Regions from separate parts of the Homo sapiens genome. Here region 1 is linked to region 2. A link is a loop called in an ENCODE intact Hi-C map of the cell type or tissue named here. Cell type or tissue: Calu3. All regions are shown on one strand.

Evidence for each region. Hi-C counts contacts between places; a loop is a spot of excess contacts. Peaks named below come from ENCODE experiments on the same cell type or tissue, not always from the same donor. Only the 100,000 strongest peaks of a DNase experiment are listed, where the experiment ranks them.
Region 1: it touches region 2 in a loop (2.5-fold over the local background); 2 of 110 quality-filtered maps call a loop at or near these places.

Annotation. Positions count from the first base shown.
Region 1 is chr3:145,732,810-145,740,809 of GRCh38, forward strand. No RefSeq gene overlaps it. Among named protein-coding and RNA genes, the nearest start is that of LNCSRLR, 330 kb to the right of the region's middle. In Calu3, no CTCF peak of the experiment used is centred here; a DNase peak (open chromatin) is centred at 3,012.
Region 2 is chr3:145,384,235-145,392,234 of GRCh38, forward strand. No RefSeq gene overlaps it. Among named protein-coding and RNA genes, the nearest start is that of LNCSRLR, 680 kb to the right of the region's middle. In Calu3, no CTCF peak of the experiment used is centred here; no DNase peak of the experiment used is centred here.

The sequences.
Region 1 (8,000 bases), 350 kb after region 2:
AAGAAAATAACTTGTTAAACTATGTTGTATAATTAAAATCTCTGCATTGGATTATCATGAAAATGTTTAAAGAGTTATAGAATTAGATGAATTAAACCATTCACATTTGCATGTAAATCTACAATGCTGCTTTTTAGAAGTAGTTACTAATTTTCCATTCTAATGATATCTAACTTGGTGATAATTCTATACTTAGCCAACTTTCACTCAGTTTTTGTTAATCACCTTTCCATGTGTTTGAATACTGTATTTGATGAGAACAGGAAAGAAGCAAGCAGTATTAAACAGAAAGAATGAAAAGTTGATGACTGAATAGAAGCTTGTTTGAATGCTACAAATAATTGAAAACATATTCAAGAAGATGAAATTTGTTAAACAATAGTACTGGATTCTTCCATTGAACATATTTGATTATATAACAATAAATGTTTTTCTAACTGGAATTTTGTTTTTATACTTTTTTATATTTGATTTTCTGTTTGACACTGTGGAAAACATGATTATTTGTTTGAATGTATCTTGTTTTTCTCTGTTTCATGAATGGATATAGCTCTGTGAGATCCTTAGAAAGGGGAGAATATCAATGTAATAAGTATTTTGCATCTACATCATAGATACAAACAATTTTTATATAATACATACATTAAAATTGCATTATTCTGAATTATAAAAGAGTAGGTCGACATGGAGGTTATGATATTAAAGTGTTATAGAAATAAGAATATTGGAGAATAATTAGATGCTTAGGCAGCACAGTTAAAAGTAGAATTTTGTGGGATTTTTTTTCTTATTTTAGGATACATACCAACTTGTCAATTGCTAATGTAATTATAAGATTCATACATTTTACCTTTCAAAATCTAAAAATGATTGTCAAGGTGAATTTTCTTCATCACATGAGATAATTTACAAAAATTAAGTAAATTCCAGGTTTATCATTTTGGAAGATGTCACTGATTAAATAGTTCAATGTTCTCATTTTTAAACAGGAACCATCTAAAACCTAAAGAACTCAGTTCAATTTTCTGATAGCATGACTGGGTTTCGTTTCACATGTCCTGCCATCTAGTTCACAGCTCTTTGATCAATATTACATTCTGTCTTTATTTGGCCATAAGTTTTTCAGTCATGTGGTTCGGTATACCTTATAATGCTCATTGCTATAATCAGCAGTGACAGTAATGTTTTGATGGAAGGTTTTCCATATCTTCCTAACAAGAATTCCACAACTTCTAGAAATAAATGTGTACTCATTTTGTAAAGTCCAGAACAACAGTTGTTTACAATTTAAGCTAAATAATTTCATTAAATTTAAGATACAATTAAAGTAACAATACAAAATAGATTTAGTGAATGAAAAACACTGCTGCTATAGCAAAAATGATCATTATATAATTCAAAATTTCAAGAGCACCATGTTAGATAAACATAAAAAGGTGTTCTGTGATTGATATAAATTTAGTAGTTTTAAATATGCATATGGTTACATATTTACCTGTACCCTTCCAGAAACCATAAATTAAGCCAATATTTTTAGAAAATTACTGTATAGTCAAAATCACTGATTTATTTGTTCTGATCTAATAAATATTTACATTTTTAATTTTATTATAATTTTAATTTCATTTAATTTTTTTTAGACAGGATCCTGTTCTGTCACCCAGATAGCTCTACACTTGTGTAGAGATATCTAGGAAACAGATATTTTGTTCATCTCAGGGCCACATTAAAATCAGTTTTCAAGTAGAACTATTAATAAGATATATTTTGGGGTAAGATACTTTGATTTCATACAGGGCCTGCTATCTGTCACGTGATGCTATACTAGAGTCAGGTTGGAATGTGATATCTTATTGCTACAAAAAGTCCATTTTGTCATTCTTAAGATCCCTGTTTTAATATTAATGCTGGAAATTTGTGCCTGAATTCCAAAGGGAGGAAAGTATAATAAAGCATGTCCAATCCTCCTTTCTATCATGGCCTGAACTAGGTTTCTCCTGTTAATCTGTCTTATGTCAATTTAACCGAACTGGAGACCCTGAGAGAGTAGAGGTCAAGATTTGCCTCTCCTACACTTGCATGCTAAATATGTTTTATTTTTTCTATTTATAATAAATGACATGCTATCTTTTAAGTATTATTGTTTAGTGGTTTAATAGTAAATGTGTAAATAATAGAGCGACTATAGGCAATTTTATTATTGTTTCAGAACATTTACTCTCCCTCCCAGTAAGAGGATTATATAACCCCACCAGTTGCCACATGACATTTAGGGCCCCCTCTGAAGTTACAAGTCCTCGCCCCCACTGCTTCAGTCCATAGCATTGTAGAGAATGTGACACACACCACAACTTTAGAGAATCTTAATAACCTTAATAACCACTGTGCATTTCCACCCGTTCCTTTGCTGTTATTTCTTGCCATGAAAGCAAGCATGGATTCTATACTAAGACGTGAGGAATAGAATCACAACATATTCACAGCAACCAATTGCTAACATGAGAAATAAATTATTGTCTTGTAGGCTAATGAGATTCGGAGGATTTGTTAATGCAGCCTTATCCAGTAGAAGCTGGCAACTACAGCTACATATAGATTTCTCTGTTATAACATATTTGGTATAAACACAAAAACAACTTAAGTGCAATTTTGTGCATCTCTAGAATCCAAAAGAACAACCTGTTTAGTAAGTAATGTAATGGCCCAATGGGTTCACCTTGCCCCTCCCTAGACAAAGCCAATTTATCAAGGCAAGGGAATTGCAACAGAGAAAGAGTAATTCATGCAAAAGCCAGCTGTGTGGGAGATTGGAGTTATATTATTACTCAAATCAGTCTCTCTAAAAACTCAGGGATTGGAGTTTTTAAGGTTAATTTGGCAGGTAGGGTCAAGGGAAGTGGGGATTGTTTGGTCAGGTTGGAGATGGAATCACAGGGGGTGGAAGTGTGTTCTTCTTGCTGTCTTCTGTTCATGGGTAAGATTGCAAAACTGGTTGAGCCAGATTACCGGTCTGGGCAGTGTTAACTGGTGTGTTGGAACACAGGGTTTGCAAAATGTCTCAAGCACTACACCTAAATTTTATAACAGTGATGTTATTCCCAAGAACAATTGGGAGGCTCACACTCTTGCAGCCCGAGGCTACATGGCACCTAAACTGTAATTTCTAATCTTGTAGCTAATTTGTTAGTACTACAAAGACAGACTGGTCTCCAGGCAAGAAGGTTTGTTTTGTTTTGTTTTGTTTTGTTTTCTGGGAAAGGGCTATTACCAATTTTGTTTAAAAGTTAAACTGTAAACTAAATTCCTTCCCAAGGTTAGTTTGGCCTATGCCAGGAATAAACAAGTAGAGCTTATAGGTTAGAAGCAAGATGGGGTCTGTTAGGTCTGATCTTTTTTACTGTCATAATTTTCTCAGTTATAATTTTTGCAAAGGTGTTTTCACTAATAGGAATGTGCAAAAGGCTAGAAAAAGTAGTCTGAGTCATAAATTTTAAAGGAAAGAGCATCTTTTATATTTTAAAATCTTATGATTATGTTAACATAAATACTATGATTTCAAAAGTATAACATCATTCTTGATATTGAGACATTATATTTCAAAATGCCTCAGATGCTAAAAACAAAATAACAAATTCAAAGGAAGAGTCATAGAAAGTAGTATCCTTCATGGTGTCTAGCAATGCTTGGAGCAAATGCAGCAACACCCAGTACTGGTTAAGAATGGGGCTTTTTGAGGCATTTTGTGGGCCAAGGGTTAGCAAGGAAAGGTACAGTGCCCTAATCTCTTATATTCTCTCAAGGGCCATAGAGACCAAGAGTGTGGTTTATTTTTGAGGAAAGGGGCATTACCTTACAAAAAAAAAAAAAAAAACAGAGTAGCAAATATGCAAGCATTAAAAAGAATAATTTTCTATCGGAAAAGTGCAGGTTTATTGGTGAGCATGGATTTAGGTTCCTGCTATTTGCTTATAGGAATTGCCTCAGAAAACCAGATGTCTCATGAGGATCTTGGGCCCCATAATTTGTGGAACTTGGGTGCCACATCTTCTTCTGGGAGAAATAGCCTTGGTTCCCAAATGGGTCATTGTCCAGGCAACTTAGAATGGTTTCCCAAGGTCACCATTAGACACATCTCCACAAAAATCAAGATGAGGGAGTGGGAGTTAGGGAAAATGTGGGGAGGTAGGAAATTTTCAGGATTTTAACCTTACGCAGAGTCAAATCATTTTAGTAATAATTTTGTTTTTATGATTATATTTTGTAATAATAATACATGCAATCAAAACTAACATTTATTAAGAATTTGCTGTGCTCAGTGTTAAGCACATTGCAGGGTTTAGCTCATTTAATCATTCATTATTAGATTACATGGATATAAGTGGTTTTAGCATCTTTATGATGCAAATGGTAAATCTGAAACTTATAAAGCTTAAACACATTTTGCAGGATCATGTTACTGGCATAGCTAGAACTCAAAGTCATGCCTGTTAGAGTTCCAAAGTGAGGTATAAAAATTACCCTGTAATGTCATTTACCTTTAAAATGAGTGGGACAAATATTTGGCAATTATTACTGACTCACAAAGTAAAAAATATTGCTAAATTTCTGAAAGAATATGAACGCTACTCAATGGTGCAAGACATTATTGAATATCATAGCAATTTCTGAACACATTTATTTTTCTGATTTTAATTTCAGAAAAAAATAAAACCCCCAACTTCTAAAATTAGACAATCGTAATAAAATATATATCAATTCTCTAGGTATTGGTTTTGATTCATAAAATACTTCTGTAAGTTCTTCATAAAACATTTTCTAGGACAGAAAATATGTTCGTGGACTTTTGTTGTTGTAGTTGTTGAGATGGAGCTTTGCTCTTGTTGCCCAGGCTGGAGTGCAATGGCGTGATCTCAGCTCACTGCAACCTCCACCTCCTGCCTCAGCCTCTCAATTCTCGTGCCTCAGCCTCTCAAGCAGCCGGGATTACAGGCATGCACCACCATGCCCAGCTGATTTTTGTATTATTAGTAGAGATGGGGTTTCTCAATGTTGGTCAGGTTGGTCTCGAACTCCCAACCTCAGGTGATCCGCCCGCCTCAGCCTCAGAAAGTGCTAGGATTACAGATGTGAGCCACAGTGCCCTGCCATGTTCATGGACTTTTAGGCCATTGATAGGTTTAAAGTAACCTGAATGGCATTTTGGAGAAACACTGAGAATTAACATGTGCAACAAATTTATCTTAGCGCCAAAAGAGAAAAATAATAAATGAAAAGAGTATGCTGGCAGACATGTCTCTAAAATCATTTTAAAAATCTGTTTTCTAAACCCATTTCTAGTATTGCATAATCAATATTTACTTGATGCTCAAATTGGCTTCAGGCTTTTCACCCAAAACCATTTCCATAGTTTTTCAGGAATTATAATTTATTTTTAGAGTCAATAGATTGAATATTTGTTAAATTTGAAAACCAAACTTCATAAATGGACTTATTGCTGCCTCCTACATTGTTTTTAATTGAAAAAAATGTATGGGAATTGAAAGTAATAGTTTATCCCAGCTGTTTGGAAAAGGTTTTATTTTTGGGTAGGAAGACTATCATTAATAATATTACTTCTAGGAAACATGCACACACACACACTATAATTTTCACAGTTATGAGGAAGGAATTAGGCATCTGTGAATTGCTTGGCTGTCAGAGACTTCCAATAGAATCCTCTTCATTTGATTAGTGAAAACAAATTTAGTGAAAATCATGTGAGTGTTGCAAGCAGACAGACCTTTTATTTCAGAACCTTACTTTATTAACTGTGGAGAATTTGGCCAGGTAACACCTTAAGTTTCTTATGATATAGGCAATGATTCCTTTATGTTGAAAGAGCATAATAATAGTTTCTTCAGAGTAATTGTGAATGTTAGAGTAAAATATTTAAAACACAATTTCTAGCATGTAGTAAACTCTTCAGAAAACTGTACCTCTCTTATATATTACATTAGAGCATTTCAAATGTTATTTACCTTGCTCTTCTATTTCTGTCTACTTTGATTTTTAATGCTGTTTCACCACAAAACATTTTTATGTACCTGATATGGTTTGGATCTGTCCTCAGCCAAATCTCATCTACAATTGTAATTCTCAGTTTTAGAAGTGGGGCCTGGTGGCAGGTGATTGGATCATGGGGATGGTTTCTCATGGTCTAACACCATCTTCCTTGGTGCTGTCTTTACGATAATAAGTTCTCCTGAGATTCACTTGTTTAAAAATGTGTGGCACTTCCCCACCCACCTCACTCTGCCTCCTGCTCTGGCCATGTGAAGTGCTGGCTCCCTTTTCGCATTCCCCAGTGACTGTAAGTTTCCTGAGGCTTCCCCAGAAGCAGAAGCTCCTACACTTCCTGTACAGCCTGCAAATCCATGAGCCAATTAAACCTCTTTTCTTTATAAATTACTCAGTCTCAAGTATTTCTTTATAGCAATGCAAGAATGGTCTAATATCATATTTAAAAAATAGTTCTCATAGAAAAGAAATAATACCTACCCTTTATGGAGTACTCACTTTGTACTAGTCAGCGTGATATGCATTTACATTTATTCCTTCATTTACTCCTTATAGCAATGGAATAATATAGATGCTGTTGTGCCCATTTTATAGATGAGAAATGTGGCTCACCATATTGACTTTTATAAGATCAAACTATTATTCAGTGGGCAAGCCATAATTCAAATTCCATTTTTCCTGAGTCCAGTTTTTTTCACAAAGATATCTCACTTCTGATCAAATTATGAATCATAAAGAGTTCTGAATATACGTTATTGTCATAAGGAAATTCTATTACAATATGGAACCCAGCAACAGTGCTATAAACAAACAACATTCAATGCAAACAATGGCAAAGATAAAAAAGGGGAAAGAGTTAAAATATAATTGCTGTCTTTACAACCTTTTGCATTTATTTAGAATCGCATTGTGTTGAAGTGTTTTATAATATTTGTAATGAAACACACCATAAATATCAATGATATCTGAAATTCTGAAGGGAAGAAGGAGTGTCTTGTTAAGACCTTGTATTATGGCTTCAGTAGGTGCAAAGATATGTATGAAATTGATTTATATTTTTTTTTATCTATAAGGCAAGATATTCCCAGATTACCCCAAAGAGCAATCTTGGAGAAAGAATTACTGCTACTATTGGCCAGGTCAGAGAGGAAGACCATTGCCAATGGGTTAAGCATCTAAAAAATGTCCAGTCGAGGGCAGAGAATCCAGTCAACATGACACGTCACAGCTGGATTCTTTATTAGACACATTCTGGTTAAGGGATGAAAGGCAGCCACATTCCACTGAGCTCCATCACATGTAATGGTAGCAATAATGTATCAAAAGGATATCGGCTTTCATTGCTACTCACTCAGGGGAGCTCCAGGAGTTCCTCAGGTTGTCAAGTGGTCTAGGAAGCAGTTTACGTCCTCCAGCACTATAGCATTACTGTAGTTTGGATGTTTTACCTTTCCAAACCTCACATTGAAATTTGATCCACAAAGTTGGAGGTTGGGCCTAATGGGATGTGATTGGGTCATGGAGGTGATTTCCTTATAAATGGCTTGGTGTTGTCCTCACAGTAATAAGTGAGTTAGTTCTCACTCTATTAGTTCCCATGAGAGCTGATTGGTGAAAATAACATGGCACATCCCTTCTCTCTCTCTTGCTTCCACTCTCACATTTCTCTCTCTGATTTCTGTGCATGCCAGCTCCACTTTGCCTTTTGCCATGAGTGGAAGCAGCCTGAAGACCTCACCAGAGGCAGATGCAGGTGCCATGCTTCCTGTGAAGCCCAGAACTATGAACCAAATAAACCTCTTTTCTTTAAATTATTCAGCCTCAGGTATTCCTTTATAGCAACACAAAAGGACTAAGACAGGTATCAAGCAAAGGACTGAGGTCAAGAGAAACTATACCTTTCTGGAAGTGAGACATACCAAAGGGCCCAAGTTTGGCTTTAT
Region 2 (8,000 bases):
GGAAGGTAATTTACTGAAGAGAAAAAAATCTGACGTTGTTAATAATATTGAACATTTAGTTGAAATGCTAGTAAATGAGGTAAACATTATGATGTCAGTTTATACATGTTCTTTGTTAACTAAAAACAATATAGAAGACTGTCTTAATCCATTTTGTGTTGCTATAACAGAATTCGTTAGGCTGGGATAATTTATAAACAAAAGAGTTTTATTTTGCTCACAGTTTTGCAGGCTGAGACATTCAAGAGCATATTGCTGCCTCTGGCTAGCTTCTGGTGGGGGCCATGTGCTAGGTCAAACATGACAGAAAAGTGTAACAGCCACTGGTTATGCATAAAGAAATCACACGGTAAGAAAGGAAGCAAGAGAGAAAAACCAAGGAGCCAGAATCTTTTTAACAACCCACTTGCCCCTCTGGTATGGCAATCTACTCATGACCCAAACACCTGCTACTAGGCACTACCTTCCAAAACTGCACCACTGAAAATCAAATTTTAACATGAGTTTTGGTGGGGACAAACCACATCCAAAGCACAGCAAGGAGAAATGTACTTTCAATTGGCTGTGAAGCACACATAATTTATAATTATGTCCTAACAAGCTGCATTATTCTGCCATCCAGAACAGAACATATAGTTTTCAACATATAAAAAAATTGCAAAAAATGAAATTAAACTACATTTTATAAAAGTAATATTTAATATTAAGAGATTTAAATTTAGGATCATGTGCTTTCTCTTTTATGTTCCTCTAAATGTTTGAAACTTTATAAAGCAAATGTTCAAAATAATTTAAGGGTTCTGTGATGACTGGAAACCATTTTACAAAGTTCTCCAAGTTTATGTTATGATTTTCTTAAAATAAGTTGGAATTCTTTAAGGACTATATATCCTACAAGCTGTTTACTAACACATTTCAGTTTCTGAAGCTTTCAGGAAATTGCAATTAAAATATAAAAGTGCTCACATTATTTTTTAAATTGAACTTTGAAATATATTTACTTGTGGGGAGAAACTTTTTGTGGAGCTAATATTTTTACTTGGATGAATTTATCTTTTGAACAAAAATAGAAGAAAACTGAGAGTCCCTACAATATTTTAGCATCCAAATTAGGAAAAACATTCAAAAATATCATAAATGTAGATAACTTATTTGATGATTTAATTCTTGAAAATATTATTTGAAGATTGATACTCTAAGAGTAAAAAGAAGTTATGCATGCCAAACAATTGGCTGGAATGTGTACACAGTTCAGTAAAAGTTCATTTGGGAGATATCCTTGGATTACTAAAATATTTTATAGGCTTATCCAGTACTCAGCACTTATGGAAAGAATATTTCCTCTTTAAAAAATACATATAGTCCCCTACTTATGAACATTTGACTTACAACTTTTTGACTCTGATGGTGTGAAAGCGGTAAGTATTCAGTATGCTCCTCCATTTACAAACAATGAGATTATGTCCAAATCCATTGTAAACTGAAAATGTCATAAATCAAAATGACAATATTTTCAATTAACAATGGATTTATTGGGATGTAACCCCACTGTAAGTCAAGGAGTACCTGCACTATAACAGAGTCAATTTCAGTCATCAACATTTTAGGTTTTAAGATGCAAATAAAATTGAAGACAGTTCTACATAAAATGAAAAATAAAACTAACACTACCCCCAAAAGTAAATTATTAAGAGAATAAAACTGACATATAATTAAAAGATAGGAAAAATTTATTCTTATATTTTAATATTTATATTTTTACATTGATAATCAATATTCCAAAATTATCTTTTCTTGACAGAAAGGTAATGCTAAATTTGTTATATACCAAGTTTCTGTATAGGTATAAACTGCTGTACTTCATAATTTATTGTTCATTTTTAATACTTTTCACCACAATCTAATAGTCATATCTTCTTCGGATCCTCTTGGCTAAGATAGTTTCTCGGACTTTTTCATTACACATATCAAAGTTATGTGCTGTCATTATGATGTATCACTGTTGATTTGAGCTTTGATCATCTATCAGAGGTGGTGTTTGTCAGTTTTCTCCACTAAAAAGATGCTTTCTTTTCTCTCTTTCCATAGTGTACGCTTTGGAAGACCGTTGCTATAAAAAAGTTCACATCTAAGGAGTAGAGACTTTGTGTTCCACTTTCTGTGTCTGTAATACCTACGTAAATTATTTGTAAAATTCTTCTACAAGGGAAATTTGACAATTCTCCATTTATTAGTTCTTAGTTTATATATACAGACAAACAGATCTTATTTGAATTAAATATTTTATTATAAAAATCAATAAATATATAGGATATAGGAGAATTGGGTTCTCTCCCAAAGGAAAAAATGATTTGCTGATAAAGTGACAAAGAAGGATCCTAGATGTGGTGGCTCATACCTATCATCCCAGCAGTTTAGGAGGCCAAGGCAGGAGGATTTCTTGAGGCCAGAAGTTTGAGGCTGGGATGAGCTATGACTGCAGCAATACATGCCAGCTTGAGTGACAGAGCAAGACCCTGCCTAACGTATGAAACAAAAGAGACCCATTTATAAATATAAGCACTAAAATTTAAAAGAATAAACAAATGGCCTTTTATTGCTGACAGCTTAACTACCTCGATTCTAGCAGCTACATCATAATGTGTTCCTTTTGAATATAAAAATTATCTTCTCACTCAAATTTTTCCACCTCTGGGAGCTTTTTCAGTTGGCTCCTCTGAATCTTTGACATACTCCAGGATTAGTTATTGTTGTTGTGATTTTTTAGTAGTTCTTTTATTTTGTGGTATTATAAGATGTCTCAGGCTGACATCATATATACTTGGCCCCAGACCTAGAATCAGCCATTTATCCAAAGATTCCTAATTTCTCATACTTGAGTGTCATATTAAAAATCAAGATCAGGGCACTGGATAGACCTGTTACTATTGGGAAATCCTTGCTTCTAAGCCATTTCAATTGACAGAGCAAAGAAACATATGCATGCATACTAATTAATATATTAATCTATCTATATATCTATCTATTTATCTTTCTATCCATCCATCTACATCTGCTTAGGTTTTAAGCTAAGCATGTGTTTATTCAAATGTCTTCAATTCTAATCTGTTGTCACACAGATCATTGTAAGTTTCCCCCATGCTGGTTTTTACCCTTTTACTCTAATGGTGAGAAACTTGGCTCCCACTATCTGCCAACTATTTCCATAATTCTTCAATTTCAGTACTCTGATGGGTCTAGGAACATGATTTTCAGTTTGTTTGGCTTTTTTATTATAAAAAGAGGGAGACAACTTGCAAGATCTCAGATGTGACAGCTGAAATCAGAAGCATTGTGAACATAATTATACATATTTTCCAGGTCAATATGTGCACATGAAGACCTCCAAATGTAGAAAATCCAGTTTATTAAGATCCCCAGCATCTGCATTCTGAATTCCTTTGTTCTGTTTTGCTGAGGTCATATTTTCCAGAGGCTTATTCCCCTGCTCAATACCCATTATCAAACCACAGAAGGGGTGCTCAGTCAGAAATATTCCAGAAAGACACACAACTACTCTGACAGGCAGCTATAGCTTCCAAGAATGGTTTCACAAGAAATTTGTGGTAAGATGGTGGAGTAGAAGGCACCAGGAATCTGTTACCCAGAGAACAATTGCAGTGGCAGAATCTGTATAACATAAGTATTTTAGAACTCGGAAGGCTTTCAACGCTCAGAGGAAGTCTTGCATGTAAATTACAGTTAATTTTGGTCAATTTCAGGTGTTAGCACAGTAGAAACTATTCTTCCCCAACTTCCAGCCTCATGGCAGGCAGATGTGCATGTGTTCCTAAAGCAGTTGCAAGCAAGCTGCAGGAGCCAGAGTGGGCATAAAAAATCCTGTTATCCAAATATTAGAGAGCTGTGTTCTTATTGCTGATTGTCAGTTCTAAACACAGAAGTGCAGACGAAGAGACTTTGGCTATTATCTTTGTACCTCCCTCACTGTTGCAAGCCCCTCCTCCTTGGGCTGAATTGACTTCCAAGAAATTTAAAGAACGGGTGACCTTTCTTCCCTCTTCACATCCCCTTCATCTTTTTCTTTTTCCACTTTGGGGTGCAGGATATTAATGATTAGGACATTCAAAAGAAAGTAAATATATGGGGAAAATTAGAAAGTGACTAAAATGTATGGTCAGGTAAAGGTACAAGCATAGAAAAGACCTGAAAAAAAAACTTAAGTTTAGAATGTAGGCTGATTCTTGGCACAGAGATTACCTACAAAAATCTTTAAAGACCGAAAAGAATAAAAACAATTTAAAAAAGCAAACCATGGGAAAGAAGAAGAACGTGATTTTGTTTTAGCACATTATTATATATAAATGTCCAGTTTTCAACAACAACAAAAAATCAACAAGGCATACAAAGAAATGGGAAAGTATGGGCAATTCAAAGGGTAAAAATATCAACAGAAACTCTTCTTGAAAAAGACCTGATAGCAGTTCCACTGGACAGAAAAACAACTAAAAGATATTCAAAAAGGCTGGGCGCAGTGGCTCACGCCTGTAATCCTAACACTTTGAACACCTTGGGAGGCCAAGGTGGGCAGATCACCTGAGGCTAGGAGTTTGAGATCAGCTTGGCCAACATTATGAAACCCTGTCTCTACTAAAAATACAAAAATTAACCAGGCGTTGTGGCTCATGCCTGTAATCTCAGCTGCTTGGGAGGCTGAGGAAGGAGAATTACTTGAACGTGGAAGGCAGAGGTTGCAGTGAGCTGAGATCATGCCACTACACTCCAGCCTGGGCAACAGAATGACACTCCATCTGAAAATAAATAATAATAATAATAAAAAATAATGATACTCAAAGGACTAAAGGGATATGGAAAAAATCAAGGAAATAATGTGTGAACAAATCAATGAAATGAAGTGAAAATCACAATAACTGAAATGAAAAAAAAAACACCACTAAGATTGAAAGGAAGTTTTGAAGAAGCAGAAGAAAGAATCAGACAGCTTGAAAATAGGACAACAGAAGCCATCAAGTTTGAGGGACAGAAATATAAAAATAATTGAAGTAAACAGAGCATAAAAGGACTTGTGAGATGGCATCAAGTTCACGAAAATAGGCATTATGGAAATCTAAGAAGAAGAAAAGGCAGAGAAAGAGATAGGGAATATTTTTAAAAATAATTACTGATATTTTCACAAATGATAAAAGTCATAAATACAGACATCCAAGAAGCTCATCAAACTCAAAGTAAGATGAATTCAAAGAGAACCATGTGGAGATACATTGTAATCAAACTTTCAAAAGTCAAAGACAAAGAACAAACAGTGAGAGACAAGAAGCTCTTCACACACAAGGGATATTCAATAAGATTATCAGCAGATTTCTCATCAGAAATGTTGGAAGCCTGAATGCCGTGGGGCAATATAGTCAAAGTGCTAAAAGAAAAAAATAAAGACCAATGAACCAAGAATTCTATATTTAAAAAACCTGTCTTTTATAAGTGAGGAAAAAATTAAGACATTCCCAGATAAACAAAAGCCGAGATAGTTTGCTACTGGTAGACCTTCTCTGCAAGGAATTCTCAAGAGACTCCTGCAGAGTGAAATGAAAGAACACTAGACAATAACAAAAAGCTGCATGAAAAAAAATTCAGATAAAGATAAATGTGTGGGCAATTATAAAAGTCAGTGCTATAGTAACAATGCTTTTTTAAAAGAATTCTACTCTGTTTTTACATGACTAAGGAGATTAATATTTTTGAGAAAACTATTATTATTTCAAAAGCTAGTATTATTATAACTTTGGTTTGCAATTCCACACTTCATTTTCTTCTTTCTTGTAGTTTAAGAAAATAATGTGTTTAAAGTATTCATGATAAAAGCATTCAAAAAACTAGGAATATAAGCAAATCAACTTGGCTGGGCAGGGTGGCTCATGCCTGTAATCCCTGTACTTTGGGAGACCTAGGCAGTCATATTACCTGAGGTCAGGAGTTCGAGACCAGCCTCGCCAACATGGTGAAACACTGTCTCTACTAAAATACAAAAATTAGCCAGGTATGGTGGCACAGCTACTCGGGAGGCTGAGACAGGAGAATCACTTGAACCTGGAGGCAGAGGTTGCAGTGAGCCGAGATTATGCCACTGCACTCCAGCCTGGGCAACAGGGTGAGAATCCATCTCAAAAAAATAAAATAAAATTATTTCAGCATAATAAATACCGTATAGGTAAAACCTACATTATACTCAAAAGTAGAACACTAAAAACCTTTAAGATCAGGAACAAGGTAAGTATGCTCACTTTCACCACTTCTGTTCAACACAGTACATGAAGTGCTAGCTAGAACAATTAGCCAGAAAAAAGTGATAAAAGATAATCAAATTGAAAACAAAGAAGTAAAATTATTTTTGTTTGTTCACAGATGATATAATCTTATATATAGAAAACACTAAAGATTTTACACACATAAATGCACAGTGCCCTTTAAACTAACAAATGAATTCAGCAAAGTATCAGGATCCAAAATCAACACTCCCAAATCAGTTGCATTTCTATACATTAACAATGAACAGTTTTAAAAGAAAATTATGAAAATAATTGCATTTATAATAGCTTTGAAAAAATAAAATACTTAGCAATCAACTTAAGCAAGTAGGTAAAATACTTTTACAAAGAAAACTACAAAACATTACTGAGGAATTAAAGAAAAGAAAGCATAATGAAAACACATCCTATGTATGTGGATTGGAAATCAATATTATTAAAATGCCAGTACACTACAAAGCAATATATAGATTCAGTGCAATCCCTATCAAAATCCCAGTGAATTTTTTTGCAGAAATAGTAAAACCCATCTGATATGTGATTATATATACAGTAGGCCCTCCACATCAATCAAAAATACTCCAAAAAAAATCCACAAAGTTTCAAAAAGCAAAACTTGAATTTGTTGTGCACTAAACATTACATTGAATTCATGCAAGTGAAGTGATGTGTAGGCATTGTATTAAATATTATAAGTGATCTAGAGATGGTTTCAAGTATATGGAGGATGTGGATAGGTTATAATCAAATATGTCATTTTATGTAAGGGACTTGAGAATCTTGAGAATCTGTGGATTTTTGTTTCTGTGGGGGTGCTGGAATCAGTTCCCCTTGGAGACTCAGGAGTGGCTGCATGTAATGAGGTATTAATATCCCAAATGTATATAGAAAATCTAAACTCAATAATTAAAAAACAAAAAAATCTAATTCAAAAACGATCAAATAATCTTAATAGACATTTTCAAAAGAAGATATACCCCTAGCCAATAAGTAACAAAAAAGATGCTCAGTCTCACTAATGATTAGTGGAGTGCAAATCAAAACTGCAATGATATACAAGCTTATACCCCTTAAGTAGGCTACTGTCAAATTTTAAAAAAAAAACAAAAAACAAAAACCAGAAAATAACAGATGTTGGCAAGGATATAAAGTAACTGGAATCCTTGTACACTGTTTATGGGAATGTGAAATGGTACAGACAATGTGGAAACAGTATGACAGTTCCTCAAAAAGTTAAACATAGTGTTCTTATATGATCCAGCAATTCCACTTCTGTACATATATTCAAAATTGAATGTAACATCTAAAAGAAATGTTTATACAGCCATATTCATAGCAGCATTGTATACAATAGTCAAAATATGGAAGCAACCCAAGTGTCTATCATCAGATGAATGGAGCAGCAAAAGTGATATACACATACGATGGAATATTATTCACCTTTAAAAAGGAAATTCTGCAACATGCTGCAACATGCATGAAACTAATAACTGTACATTTTAAAATTACTTAAAGAATGGAATTTGATGGTTTGTAACTCAAAGGATTAATGCGTGAGGGGATGGATACTCCACTCTCTATGATGTTATTATTTCACATTGCATGCCTGTATCAAAACATGTCATGTACACCCCTACCTACAGTGTAAGCACAAACATTACAAAATAAAAGTAAAAATTG